Linked DNA regions of Homo sapiens: regions 2, 3 and 4 are each linked to region 1. A link is a contact called in ENCODE Hi-C or POLR2A ChIA-PET data. All regions are on one chromosome and are shown on one strand. Each heading gives the region's core, a stretch centred on a gene start or an enhancer-like site at or near the end of the contact. The rest is flanking DNA. Distances are from core to core; before and after follow the strand shown.

What was found. Hi-C counts contacts between places; a loop is a spot of excess contacts on that map. ChIA-PET counts read pairs that join two places held with the same protein, here RNA polymerase II (POLR2A). Pooled maps may share reads with other maps.
Region 2: a loop to region 1 is called in a map with no recorded cell type, with 10 times the contacts of the local background. The contact joins the promoter of DEPDC5 here to the enhancer-like site in region 1. A Hi-C loop is called at or near these places in 1 of 37 single-sample maps with no recorded cell type and 2 of 50 pooled maps. POLR2A ChIA-PET finds 5 or more read pairs at or near these places in 1 of 52 experiments (PC-9).
Region 3: a loop to region 1 is called in a map with no recorded cell type, with 5 times the contacts of the local background. The contact joins the promoter of RTCB here to the enhancer-like site in region 1. A Hi-C loop is called at or near these places in 1 of 37 single-sample maps with no recorded cell type and 2 of 50 pooled maps. POLR2A ChIA-PET finds 5 or more read pairs at or near these places in 1 of 52 experiments (activated B cell).
Region 4: a loop to region 1 is called in a map of B cell, with 6 times the contacts of the local background. The contact joins the promoter of FBXO7 here to the enhancer-like site in region 1. A Hi-C loop is called at or near these places in 1 of 168 maps with a recorded cell type or tissue (B cell), 1 of 37 single-sample maps with no recorded cell type and 3 of 50 pooled maps.

Annotation. Positions count from the first base shown.
Region 1 is chr22:33,567,129-33,570,299 of GRCh38, forward strand. All of the region lies in intron 5 of LARGE1 (LARGE xylosyl- and glucuronyltransferase 1), which reads right to left. Among named protein-coding and RNA genes, the nearest start is that of MIR4764, 130 kb to the left of the region's middle. RefSeq lists a silencer at 2,515-2,809. Within about 2 kb of position 1,548, at least 4 of the 41 ENCODE cell types and tissues checked have a DNase peak (open chromatin) inside an H3K27ac peak, as active enhancers do; they include B cell, where a contact is called at or near this core.
Region 2 is chr22:31,752,467-31,755,637 of GRCh38, forward strand. DEPDC5 (DEP domain containing 5, GATOR1 subcomplex subunit) reads left to right here and starts at 1,553. Exons shown (of 43, transcript NM_001242896.3): 1 at 1,553-1,698; 2 at 2,396-2,513. The coding sequence starts at 2,456. RefSeq lists a silencer at 1,318-1,627.
Region 3 is chr22:32,410,616-32,413,786 of GRCh38, forward strand. RTCB (RNA 2',3'-cyclic phosphate and 5'-OH ligase) reads right to left here and starts at 1,632. Exons shown (of 12, transcript NM_014306.5): 1 at 1,449-1,632. The coding sequence starts at 1,541. RefSeq lists an enhancer at 1,602-1,781.
Region 4 is chr22:32,473,381-32,476,551 of GRCh38, forward strand. FBXO7 (F-box protein 7) reads left to right here and starts at 1,431. Exons shown (of 9, transcript NM_012179.4): 1 at 1,431-1,744. The coding sequence starts at 1,623. RefSeq lists enhancers at 406-465, 1,191-1,691, 1,354-1,523, 1,692-2,192, 1,778-1,947 and silencers at 1,512-1,701, 1,712-2,021.

The DNA.
Region 1 (3,171 bases), core at 298-2,797:
GTCAGCATGGGGAACCTGTCTCATAGCTGCCCTAAATTGGCCTCCTGTGTGCCACCATCACTAGACTATGATGTTAGAAAAAAATGTGGTTACTTAGTTTTTTTTTAAGAGTAGTTGCTCATTTTTAAAAGTTGGTAAAATGGAGACGATGCCTACTTCACACAGTGGTATAAAAATTAAATTATATTAAAGGACTCAAGGGCGTGGTACACAAAATATACTCAGTAATAAGCTCCCGCCCTTCTTCCTGATCCCTCTATCTTATTCCATGTATTTAGCTATCAGTGCCTCTTTTGGTGCTTCCAGATGAAGGTAAGGGTCTGTGGGATGTATGCAGGAGAGCAAAACACCCTGGGTGGTAGATTCAGGCATGCCTGGATTTAGATTCTAGTATCATCACTTAATCGCCATGTCACCTTGGACAGGTTTGCTCAGCTTTTCTGAGTTTCTGCTATTTATAAAGGTCATGATTTCTTTTTTAAAAAATTTTTAATTTTAGATTCTGGGGGTACACACGCATTTTTGTTACATGGGTACACTGTGTAATGGTGGAGACTGGACTTCCAGTATACCTGTCACCTGAATGTTGAACACTGTATCCAGCAGGCAATTTCTCACCCCTCACACAGCTCTCACCCTCCCCTCTTTTGGAGACCCCAGTGTCTATTATTTCCAGCTTTGTATCCAGGTATGCCCGTTGTTTAGCTTCCATCTGTAAGTGAGAACATGTGATATTTGATTTTCTGCTTCTGAGTTAGTTCACTTAGGATAATGGCCTCCAGCTCCATCCATGTTGCTACACTTACTTCATCCTATCAGGCAGTGTGTGGGTGGAAACAGCACACTCTCCTGGGGAATCTAAGGAAGATTTAATAAAAGGACTATTTAATCTAAGTATATGCAGAATTAGGGGCAGTAACAAGAACCGTGCAGTTACTTGAGGAGGGGAAGAGTACTTGGGGCCATTACCACCCCAAGGCCAAAAGGGCCCAGGCCAGCAGATGCTGGAATCCAGAGAGAATTGCTGTTTGAGTAAGGCCACCTGGCTGAGGCAGTGACCTTCAGCAGAGGGACACAGCCTACCTGTGGCAACGCATAAGCCAGAACAGGAAAAAACATCTCAACCTCACTTCCCTCCTGCCCACCAGTCTCCCGGGAGGGCAGCCCTCCAGTCAACCCTAACGGAAACCAGAGCGAAAGCGAGACTAGAGATGCTTTATGCATCAGCCTCATGGAGCATAAAGTGAGGGTTACGGCAAGAGAGGACCTAGAAGGAAAAACCTCACACAACCGAGTCATACAGTTAACACAAGGGCAAATTAAATGAACAACAACAAAATCAAAGCACAATGCCCTGGCTGGGCGCAGTGGCTCACGCCTGTAATCCCAGAACTTTAGGAGGCTGAGGTGGGCGGATCCCCTGAGGTTGGGAGTTCGAGACCAGCCTGAACAACAGGGAGAAATGCCATCTCTACTAAAAATACAAAATTAGCCGGGTGTGGTGGTGCATGTCTGTAATCCCAGCTACTCGGGAGGCTGAGGCAGGAGAATCACTTGAACCTAGGAAGCGGAAGTTGCGGTGAGCAGAGATCGCACCATTGCACTCCAGCCTGGGCAACAAAAGCGAAACTCAGTCTCAAAAAAAAAAAAAAAAAAATAAGCACAATGCCTTGTATATAATAGGTACAAAACACATATCTGGAACAGATGGATGGATGGATGGATGAATGCATGGATGGATGGATGGATGGATGGATGATGGATGGCAGGCAGGCATAGGAAGGCGGGCGATTTGTCTACAATCCCACAGCCAGCAAGATGCAAAGCTCTAAGAGTCAGAATTTGCCAGGAGAAGGTTTGTGTTCTTTCCCCAAACTACATTATCCTTCCTTTAGAGTGAGCCATCACCGTTAAGATCCGAGGACTCAGTGAGGAATTCCCTCCCATGTGCTTTATAAACATCTTCCTCATGAAAGCCCTGGCCTTTGGAGCTCAGCTCAGCTTCCTCTCTCCTCTAGCAATCTGCCTGAACTGAGGCTTGGCAATCATTAGTCCATGCTGCAGAGCTGTGCTATTTAATCAGACCTTTGATTAACTTATTCATCTATTTTGGTTACCATCAAAGCAGGAGAGCTGGGTGAAGACTGAACACGAGAGTGATGGGTTAAGCTGTCTAATTAGATTGCCCTGACTCTCCGTTTTATTTTTAACACACATGTGAGGCACTCAGTTACACTGCAAAACAGGAAGACTACAGGAATAAATTAATCTCAACATGAGCCCAGTCCTGAATGTCACTCCAAGTCCCCAACTTAATACATAATCAATTAAGTCCAAGTGTTCAATTAGTTGTAAAGGAGGCAATGGGATGAGTTTGTATTCAGAAAGAAAGCCCCAGGAAAAGGTGGAAAATTAAGAAATTTGGTGGTGGGGAAAGAACAAGTGGTAAGAAGCAGGTACATTTATTACAAATAGCTCACCCTCTTAGAGACGGCATGATATCTAGCACTCTTCCCCCACCTCCATCCACATTCTCCCCCTCTTTCAAGTCTCAACTTAGAAATCACTGCCTTCCAGCCACCCCCACCCCCACAGCCCCAGGCTGGATTAGGGGCTCCCAAAGCAAGAAGCAAGCTGTTTCCCTTCCTCCAGCACAGCATGTTATCCTGCTGGGTTCAATTTTCCATGCCCCTCTCCTGCACTTGACTGAAACTCCTTGAGGCAGGGACGATGTCTTTTTGACTGTGGTAACAACACAGTAATTATTCAAAAACTGTTTGATGAATGTGCATGACTACGGAGTCAGCCAGGCCTGAGTTCATTTTTCTCTGATATTTTCCTCACCTAGGAGCAGAAGTGTTCATGATTGCTAAAATCCAGGGTCAGGACAGAACAACAGAAGAGGCATAGTTTGTTGAGCCCTGAAGCCTGGGCTATAGAACTGGTTCTACTTTTAATGAGCTGTGTGACCTCAGGTAACTCACTTAACCTCCTTGAGTCTTAGTTTTCTCATCTGGAAAATGGGGGCCTACAATGTTATAGTATTCACAGGAGAAGGCACAGCATCCAGCCTCATGCGGGGCAAGCAACAGGTCTCCTCTAAGCCCACTTCTCCTCTCAGTGAATGCCTGTCAGCAATACCGAAGTTCAGATGACTCAGAATTTGGGGCA
Region 2 (3,171 bases), core at 303-2,802, 1.8 Mb before region 1:
AGGCGGACGGATTACTTGAGCTCTGGAGTTTGAGACCAGCCTGGGCCACATGGCAAAACCCCGTCTCTACAAAAAATACAAAAATTAGCTGAGCATGCACCTGTAATCCCAGCTACTAGGAGGCTGAGGTGGGAGGATCGCATGAGCCAGGCAGGCAGAGATGGCAGTGAGACGGGATCATGCCACTGCACTCCAGCCTGGGTGAGGGTGACCTCATCTCAAAACAAAAACAAAAAAACAAACAAACAAAAAAATTGCAATTACTTAACACTTGCATTATTTACCTAACTTCTCCTGAGTCCCAACATAAAGGCATCCATGCTTAAGAACGTTGCTTGTCCTGTCCCAGGGTCCCCTTGGTCCACTGCAGAATCTTTCACTACAGTGTAACATGTTTTTTCTTTCAACATTTTTAAGTTTTCCAAATCCGTAAGAAATGGGCACTGTTAGTATTAAAGATATAAAGAAATTTAAGACAAGTGCTGTGTCGTTTAGATTTAGCAGTCAGTGTGATTAGAAGCAGCAGAGGAGAGGCGTGACCCAAGACACCGATTCTAGTTATAAGGTCTCTCTGGCTTCAAGAGGGGAAGCAGGGAGTCCCTATCGAGTTGCTGCCGCTCAGGTCAGAAACGGTGGACTGGACTAGGGGGCGGGGGTATCAGTGGCAGCAGGCGGAGCTGGCAATTGTCAGGAGTCCTTGGCCAGAGCCTGACCCAGCCCACCCAGCTCTCTGGTTTTCTGCTTGGAGAGAAAGATATCCTGACAGACGCGAGTTTAGGCAGTGCCCTGGGTATGACCAAAGGATGTTGGTTAAAGGCCCCGTTCTGGGAACGGGTCAGGATTCGTCCTTGCTTCCTTCTGAAGGGTTTTGTGTCCTCAGGCTGTTTCCTGGTTTGTGAAATAGGATAGTATCTGCCTCCTGCATCCATCAGGTAATAGGGATGCAATGATTACATAAGGACTATGAAGCCACGGCAGCCATTCTTATTAATAACCTGAGGGGCGCAGAACGTCGTTTAGAGTTTGCAAGGGTTTGAAAAGCCCCCCGTAAGTGGACACTTCCCAGCAGAGGCCATCACCCTAACTCTCGCGTGCTCAGCCCCTTGCATTTTACAGAAGTCCTCCCAGAAACTCTCGTTGGCGCCTCTTAGCTGCCCAATGAGGCCACATGAGTCATTAACCTCGTTCATATAACAGAAAACGGAGCTCTGACGGATCTCGTTTCCCCTGTGGGGAGATCACTGAGTCGGAAACGAAGCTCTGTGGCCATGGATCTACTTCGGATAGACTAGGAGGAAATGGATTTCCTCCGTGGGGCGGGAGGCTCTAGTGCTCGAGGGCAGGAAACGCCAGGAGGTGGCCCAAGGAAGAGGCCGCACACGACGCCCCGCCCCCGGCTCGAGCCCCGGATGAGGAAGTGGTGCGGCCACCGAGACGAGACGGAGGCCCGGCGAGAGCGGCGCGGGGGCGCGAGGGCGGGAAGGAGGCGGGGCCCCGGGGCGGAGCCACCGGAGCGGCGCGGGTTCTCAGGTGAGCGCTACACGGTCGGGGCGGGCCTAGTAGGCGCTTCAGGCTTAGGGGCGGAACAGCGCGGGCCGCGCGGGCGTAGGCGGGGTATCTGGAGGAGGCGCAGGGAACCTGGAGAGGGTCCAGCCCTCAGTGCCCCGGCCAGAGGCGGGAAGGGGCTCTAGAGCTTCGGTGAGTGGAGCTGCCCGCCCCGGACTGGGGATTGGGGGGGCTTGAGATAGGGGACCTTGGCCCAGGTTCGAGTTCCAGGCTCCATCCCCATTCCGCTGTGTGACCTTGGACAAGTCTCTCTCCCTCTCTGAGCCTCAACGGCCTCAGCTGTGAAACGGAGTCAGGGAAGGTCTGCTGAGAGTTCGCACAGACCGAGGTTTGGGGAAGGAACTTCTGCCTTCCTCCTCTTTGTGGTTGCCTTGCTCAGGACATTGGCAGCAAAACGAGAATGGTGGGAGTGTCTCTTAAGTCTCGAGTGACCTTGAGCAAGTCCCTTGCCCGGAGTCACACTTTCATCATCTACAAAATGAGTGGGCTAACCTCTTTTAAGATCTCTTTACTATTTGGGTGTTATTGGTGTAGATGGAGACAAGGTGATGAGCACCCATTCAGCGCAATGCTTCCCCTATGGGGGTGTGATAGAATATCTTCTCCTAGGTTTGACTAGCCCCTGGCCCGAATTCCCCTTAGTTCCTGGATTCTGTGGTTCTATTTGTTCTCCATCGCTCCTTGTAACTGGAGGAGTGACTTCTTCCGAGAGTCACTTGGCACCACTTCACAGCAGAGGAACACCAGTATCTTCACTGGCCTAAAATCAAAGAGTGGTTGCAAGGAAAAATCTGACATTCCAACCTTTTCGTTTGTATTTCTGTGGCAGGGAGGCAAGATGACTTCTCTGCCCCAAGCTTGGAACAGCTAAAGGGAAAAACAGTGCAAGATGAGAACAACAAAGGTCTACAAACTCGTCATCCACAAGAAGGGCTTTGGGGGCAGTGGTCAGTATCGATTGGTCTTTAGAGGTTTTGTAAGTTGGCTGAGGTTCTGGTGTGTGCAATACCTAGAAATTACACACTGACTCGTGTGACAATTGAGGCTAAACAGGCGACTAAACAGACTAAAGCAGCAACTGTCATACAGTAACAATAGGAGGATGGCAGGACCCTTCTAATGCATTTGCATTCAGACTTTTAAGGAACATTGTGAATGCTGCCGGTTTACTACCCTTCATTTGTTGAATTGCATTATTAATTACAAATCTTCCGTGTATGTTCCATAAAATTCCAGCCTGCACTGGTTTGGCAGATAAGAGAAACTAAAATCGTTTATCAGTTTTTACATTGAGTGAGAGAGAAGTGGCATAGATGTGCATAGAGCAGGTATGATCAAAGCATGAACCTTTGCCTGGCTTGTAGGCATGGGAAGAAGGAGCAGGATACAGCATGTTATTCTGCACTGAGCTATAGTCTGAGTATCTACTCTGCTTCTAATTTTCCTGGTGACCTTGGGCAAGCTCCTAGTGTACCTTATCTGAAAGTTGAAGGGCTTTAGAATAGTTTCTCTTAACATCTATTTTTTTTCCTTTCTTTTCTTTTCTTTTTTTTTTTGGGACACGGTCCCCCATGTTGCCCAGGCTAGTCTGGAACTCTAGAGCTC
Region 3 (3,171 bases), core at 382-2,881, 1.2 Mb before region 1:
CAGCAGTGTGTGCATCAAAGGCTGAGTCAGAACACCTGCCAGACAATGACAGTCTGTGTTATTAGATCCTACAGATAATCATGTCATGGTGTTTTCTTTTTCTTTTCTTTTTTTTTTTTTTTGAGACTCACTCTGTCACCTAGGCTGGAGTGCAGTTTAGAATGATCACGGGTCACTGCAGCCAAGATCTCCCAGGCTCAAGCGATCCCCCTGCCTCAGCCTCCTGAGTAGCTGTGGTGCACACCACCCCGCCTGGCTAATTAAATTTTTTTTGTAGAGACAGGGTCCCACTATATTGCCCAGGCAGGTCTCCAAAGTCCTAGGCACAAAGGATCTTCCCGCCTTGGCCTCCCAAAGCGTTGGGATTACAGGCCATGAACCACTGCGCTCTCCCTATGTTAGATTTTCTATTCCTTCCTTCAGGGTAACGGTTTCCACACAAAGAAAGTGGCCAAACAGCAAACAGAACACAGATTTATCCCCGTGCGCTTTTTCTTCCCTCAGTGTAAGTGACTTGCCAACAAGGGAAACTCAGTAAGCTTTGATTCTGAATAAAAGAATGGAGTGACTATTGGGAGCTGTTTACCAAGACGTGAGACGAGACGGTAAACCTTTGAAGCATTTACTTGGCACCTTCAGGGATTTCAAAAACTATTTAAAAATACGTTGCAAAACTTCATAAACGTTTTCTTTTTTCACATTAATAAAAATATGAGCACAGATGGTGATGAAGGCCGAGAGATACAGAGCCCAGGCTTTCAAACTATCTGATGATCCTGAGCCCTCAAGTCTCCATCTGGGACGTCAAAGAAGTAAACCGGACATCAAGTCCTGGCTGAGCTTCTTCCTAGGTGGGTAGAGGAAGCTATGTCACCGACAGATCCTCGAGGTCCTTCTGTGAAGTGAATATTAAAATCAAACAGGCCCTGCCCTGCGCTACTGCAAGAAATGACATCGCTTTATTAAAAACCAACATGCGATACTGAATGCTGAAAACCTGGTTTAGTGAACAAAGGTTTGTAAACGTTATTTAAATAACCAGCATGACTCAGAGGAGGTGAATTCCAGTCCCAGCAAATGAACCTGGGGCTGGCTGTTCCACCCTGGAAAAGATCACTGAAGTTTCTGTGAACGTAAAACAGCTCACGATACGTTTATGAGACTGATCTGTGAAAACGCTTTGGAAACCCCAATTTCGTATTTATTTAGATTCCCATATCCACCGCACTTAGCTTGTCCTCGTGGTTCGGGGACCTCTCCTGGCGGGAGGTGGTGCCGGAACAGGTTGGGCGGCCCCAGAACCGTGAGGGGAGAAGGACGGGATGAGGGAAACTCTGCAAGGGGCCGGGGCGGACCCAGTGGTCAGGGGAGGTCCAGAGGGCGCAGTGGACGCCGGCCGGGCCGGGGACGGAGCACGGAAGGCCCCGCCATTTGCTCTCCTGCCTTACCTGCATGTTGGGCACGAAGCCCTTCTTGATCCTCCAGCAGTTTTTATTGATCTTCTCCAAGAACTGCAGCTCATCATTATAGCTGCGACTCATGGTGGCGAAAACTGTAGCAAAAACTCCCGGCTCCGCTTTGAAGAGCCGCTGCCGCGTAGTCCGGCTTCTCAGAGCACCGCCTTCCAAGAACCAAAGCGCAGGCGCGACCAGCGCCGCAGCAGATGAGCAACGGCAAGCGCCGAGGCTCAAAATTCTTCAGGCCAATGTCTTTCCTCTGGTTAAGTTGTACTGTCCTGTAGTGTATAACTTTAGGATCTTTATTAGTCGATTTCCTCTAAACTACAGCTAAGCGAAATCCAGAAGTTTAAAGTATAATCTAGTTATCTTTTGTTTTGGAAATGCTTTTCAGCAGCTTATGAAAACACCTTGAGTCTGGGTCAGGTTCGGTGCATTGGCTTGGAGTTTACACCCTCAGCTGGGAGGGGAAAAAGATAACGCCAGCAGCTGAGAAAGAAAAACCTGTTTGAGTAAATACCATAGCTGAACATTTATGTTTCAGAATGAATCTGGATATACACCAAATAACTTTTTTGGTCAGAAAGGAGCATCCCAAAGAATGAAGCATGGCAGCTTATCATTTATTCTGACAAACACTTGTGGGTGCATCTATTGTGGCCAGACATATACTACAAAATGATCAAATCACAGCCCTTATGGATCGCCAAAACTCCCCAGTCTAGCCGCATTTGATGATCAAGACCTCTTTAATCATGCTTTTATACGCCGTGTCTCTTGTTCATAGTGGTAAGTGAGCTTTAAGTGATTTCAGTTTCCAGTTCGGCCTCATGTCAACAACTGCAACTTTGGGATTAGAAAGACGCAAGATTCAATTTCTATCTGTGCCATTTACTGACTTGGTGTGATTAACCCCTCTTATCTCTGTTTCGTCATCTCTAAAATGGGATCATAATTCTTTCTTGAGTAGAAGGCTAAATGAAGTGACACTGGAGGGGTAATCAGCACGGGGCTTGGCACACGGCAAGCACTCTATAAACAGCTCTCCTCTTTCCATTCCCCCACTAGACTGTAAGTGCTGCAAAAAACAGTATGTAGTTTCCATTCATTTGTTGCATTATCTACACTGGTTCCGCTTTTCTTCTCTTCTGCCCCAATTTCTCCCCATTGATTAGGTGCTCTGACACATTAATATCATTCTCAGTTATGAATTGTCTGAGTTTAGTACTCTGCACTGCCATTTCATTGAATCTGTGGTGGGTGAAAAATCCCAAAGCTTGAAGTGATACAACTTTTAGAGTTTCCTGTGGTTACCCTGTTCCTTCTTGGAAAGATTTCAGAGGTAAAGAATTCTCTTTTAAAATCAAGCCTTGATGTCTGTGCAACCTTAGGTCTCTTCCCTTTTCTATGTCTTATTTTATTTTATTATTTTTTTGAGTTGGAGTCTTGCTCTGTCGCCAGGCTGGAGTGCAGTGGTGCCATCTCGGCTCACTGCAACCTCCGCCTCCCAGGTTCAAGCGATTCTCCTGCCTCAGCCTCCCAAGCAGCTGGGACTACAGGTGCGTGCCACCACTCCCAGTTAATTTTTGTATTTTTAGTAGAGACTGGGTTTCACCATGTTGGCCAGGATAGTCTCGACCTCTTGACCTCATGATCCGCCCACCTTGGCCTCCTAAAGTGCTGGGATTACAGGCATGGCCTACTGTGGCTGGCC
Region 4 (3,171 bases), core at 181-2,680, 1.1 Mb before region 1:
CTGTAAACTTTGCATGGGCAGAAACATGTCTTTTTGGTCTCTTGAGTCTCCAGCATGTGGGGTATCTGTCACAAAGTAGGCAATCAATACATATTTATTTGCAGAATCAAGGGCAGGATGTGGACAAGTGCTGCCACCTATTGGGAGAAACTTTATTTGACTCTAAGGATTTGGACTATGGTTATCACACAAGGACGAAACTTGATACTCTCTCTCATCTAAGTTATCATTAGTTAGACCCTCTATGGTAGCCAGCCTCCAGGATGGCCCGCAGCGATCCCTGTCTGTTGGCATTCATACCTTTGGCTGGATCCTCTCACACATAGGGTTGGTTTGTAAATATGACAAAAGCCGTATGTGACCTCTGGAGCTAGGTCATAAAAGACATTGTGGCTTATACCTTGGTCTCTCTGGGATCACCTGCTCTGAAGGAAGCCAGCTGCCATGTCATGGGGACACTCAAACAGCCCTATGGGGAGGTTCACGTGGTGAAAACAGGTCTCTGGCCAACAGTCATGACTGTGCCATCCTGGAGGCCGATCCTCCAGCCCTAGTCAATAACTGCTGCCCTGGCCTACAGTTTGTAATCTCATGGGAGACCTGGAGACAGAACCACCCAGCCACGCATCCCCAAATCCCTTTACCTCTAAAACCTGTGGGACAACAAATGTTTATTGCGTTAAACTTTGGGGTGATTGTTATGCAGCCACAGAGTTCTAATAAACTGTCGGACATAGATTACTGGCTACAAATAGTTCTACTTTTTTTTTGAGACAGGGTCTCGTTCTGTGGAACCAGGCTGAGGTGCAGTGGTGCGATCACAGCTCATTGAGGCCTCGACCTCCGGGCTCAATCGACCCTCCCGCCTCAGCCACCCAACTAGCTGGGACTACAGGCAGGCGCCACCACACCTAATTTTTTGTATTTTTTGTAGAGATGGGGGGGGGGGTTTCACCATGTTGCCCAGGCTGGTCTCGAACTCCTGGGCTCAAACGATCCACCCGCCTCGGCCTCCCAAAGTGCTGGGATTACAGGCGTGAGCCACCGCGCCCGGCCAACCTAAGGATTAACCTAAGGCTTCTCAGAGCAGATGCCGCTGGAACTGAGGGCCACGGAAGAAAGGGGGTGACACTTGGTCCTGGGGAGTGGCGACTGTATTGTCTGTCTGCAGCATCCCTATCAGCGCTACCGTTGTTCCACGCACACAGGGAGTAAGTACTGGGAGTCCCAGCCACCGCCGCGGAAAATCTGGGATGCCAGCGAGCGGCCGCATCTCGGCGCCTGCGCACTGTGCCCGCGCTCTCAGGCAGCGCCGTTGCGCGCGGAGTCATCGATCGGCCGACCCCGAGAGGCCCGGTTCCTTTAGGCCGCCTGCCCGCCTCCAGCTCTCGGGGTCGGCTCCAGGAGGCGCCCTCAGGAGAGGGGCGGGCGCTCTATTCCAGAGACCGAGTGGCAGGGCGGCCACTGTGGCGGGGCTCTTTCCCCGTTTCGCCTCAGCTACCCCTCAGCTCCGGTAGTCGCCAGTCCGGGGTCGTCGCCGTTTGGGGCGGGAGCTGCTCGGCCCCGCCGCCGTCCCCGTCGCCGCTTCCGGGTCCAGGCCCCTCGGGCCGCCTGCCGCCGTCATGAGGCTGCGGGTGCGGCTTCTGAAGCGGACCTGGCCGCTGGAGGTGCCCGAGACGGAGCCGACGCTGGGGCATTTGCGCTCGCACCTGAGGCAGTCCCTGCTGTGCACCTGGGGGTACAGGTACGCTGGGGCCGGGGCTGGGCGGCCCGCGGGGAGTGGGGAGTGCTTGGGGTGGGTGCAGGGCGGGTTGGCGTCATCTGTGGGCTGCAGGCGCGGGCGTGGCCGGGCGATAGGCCAAGTGCGGGGACGCCGGGGGGGCCTTCACGGGAGGCCCGGGCTCTTCCGGGCGTCGCGGAGCCGGAGGGTGCAGGCGACGGGAAGCGCGGGTGGTCGGCTGGGGTCCGGCTCCTGGAGAACATGGCCCGGCCTCCCGGGGGCTCTGGTCCCCTCCTCGGTGAGTCATGGCTTCTGGTTTTGCAGTAAACGGAACCAGGGAGAGGAGGGAACGCACAATTTCCACAACTGGTTAGATTTCAAGTTGGAAATGATGAGCTTGGCTTGGGTTAAACCTTTCTGGACTGTGAGGGGTCCGAGTTAATTTCTTCAGCTGTTGGAGTATTTCAATGAAAAAGTTTGGAAATTGCTAGAAGTTAAAAATCTGCCCTCAATCCGAGGCCACCGGTAGCTTGTATCGCTGCTGTGAAGCGGCAACAATTTTAGATTCTGTTGTGTTCATGCGCCGAGCACCGCGGTGAGCGCTTGGACTTCGCCGCCGAAAAGTTTTAGAAAGGACAGCGTGTAGGCGTGTTTCAGACCATTTCATTTTCTTGGGTGAAATGTTGCTTTTTTGCTAAAACTGAGGCAAACGTTGATCTTGAGAGCTTGCAGTTTGGGGGCAGTAAAGTTGAGAAAGGATCATATTCTGTTATTGGTTTGTGGGACTGCAGGTGAAGCTGCTTTGTTTCCCTAAAAGATACTTTTTGGGGACAATAATTTGGGAGTAAAGCGGCAAGGTAAGAGTGGTCCTCTTCAAATACTGAGCTAGTGAATTTGAAACTTGAGTGTGCTAAGGAAAAATGAAAAAGATGTTCCCTGGGGATTTTTAGGTGAATTCTTCAAAACAAAAGCAAACCTTCCTACGTTTTCACCTTATTTTTAGGGAATTGGGTAAAATGAGGCCGTTATTCTGAACTTCTCGCCCTTTCATTTTCCTGGTTAAGACATTATTAGATTGAAAGTAAGCCTGTTTTCTTCCTGATTAAAAAAAAAACCCTAAATAAGATACTGACATAACTCCTTTTAAACATTATAGTAAGTGACATGCCTACTGTTATTTCTTGTTGTTAAACCTGTGTGTTTTACATACTGGCATCGTTACCAGTAGGTTACGAGTAGAAGATTGAATAAATCTTCAAACTTATTTTTTAAAGGTATTACCAAGTATATATATATTTTATTATTTTTAAATTAGGCAGTCTTGAAAGGACGTGAAACTCAATATGACTGCCCAAAAGGGCACGTTGGTTTCTCTTTCAGATTTCTTTTTACAGTTGAGGCTGGTTACCTGGACAGAATTTAAGCTTCAGCTTGTGAAAGTAAACTCATTT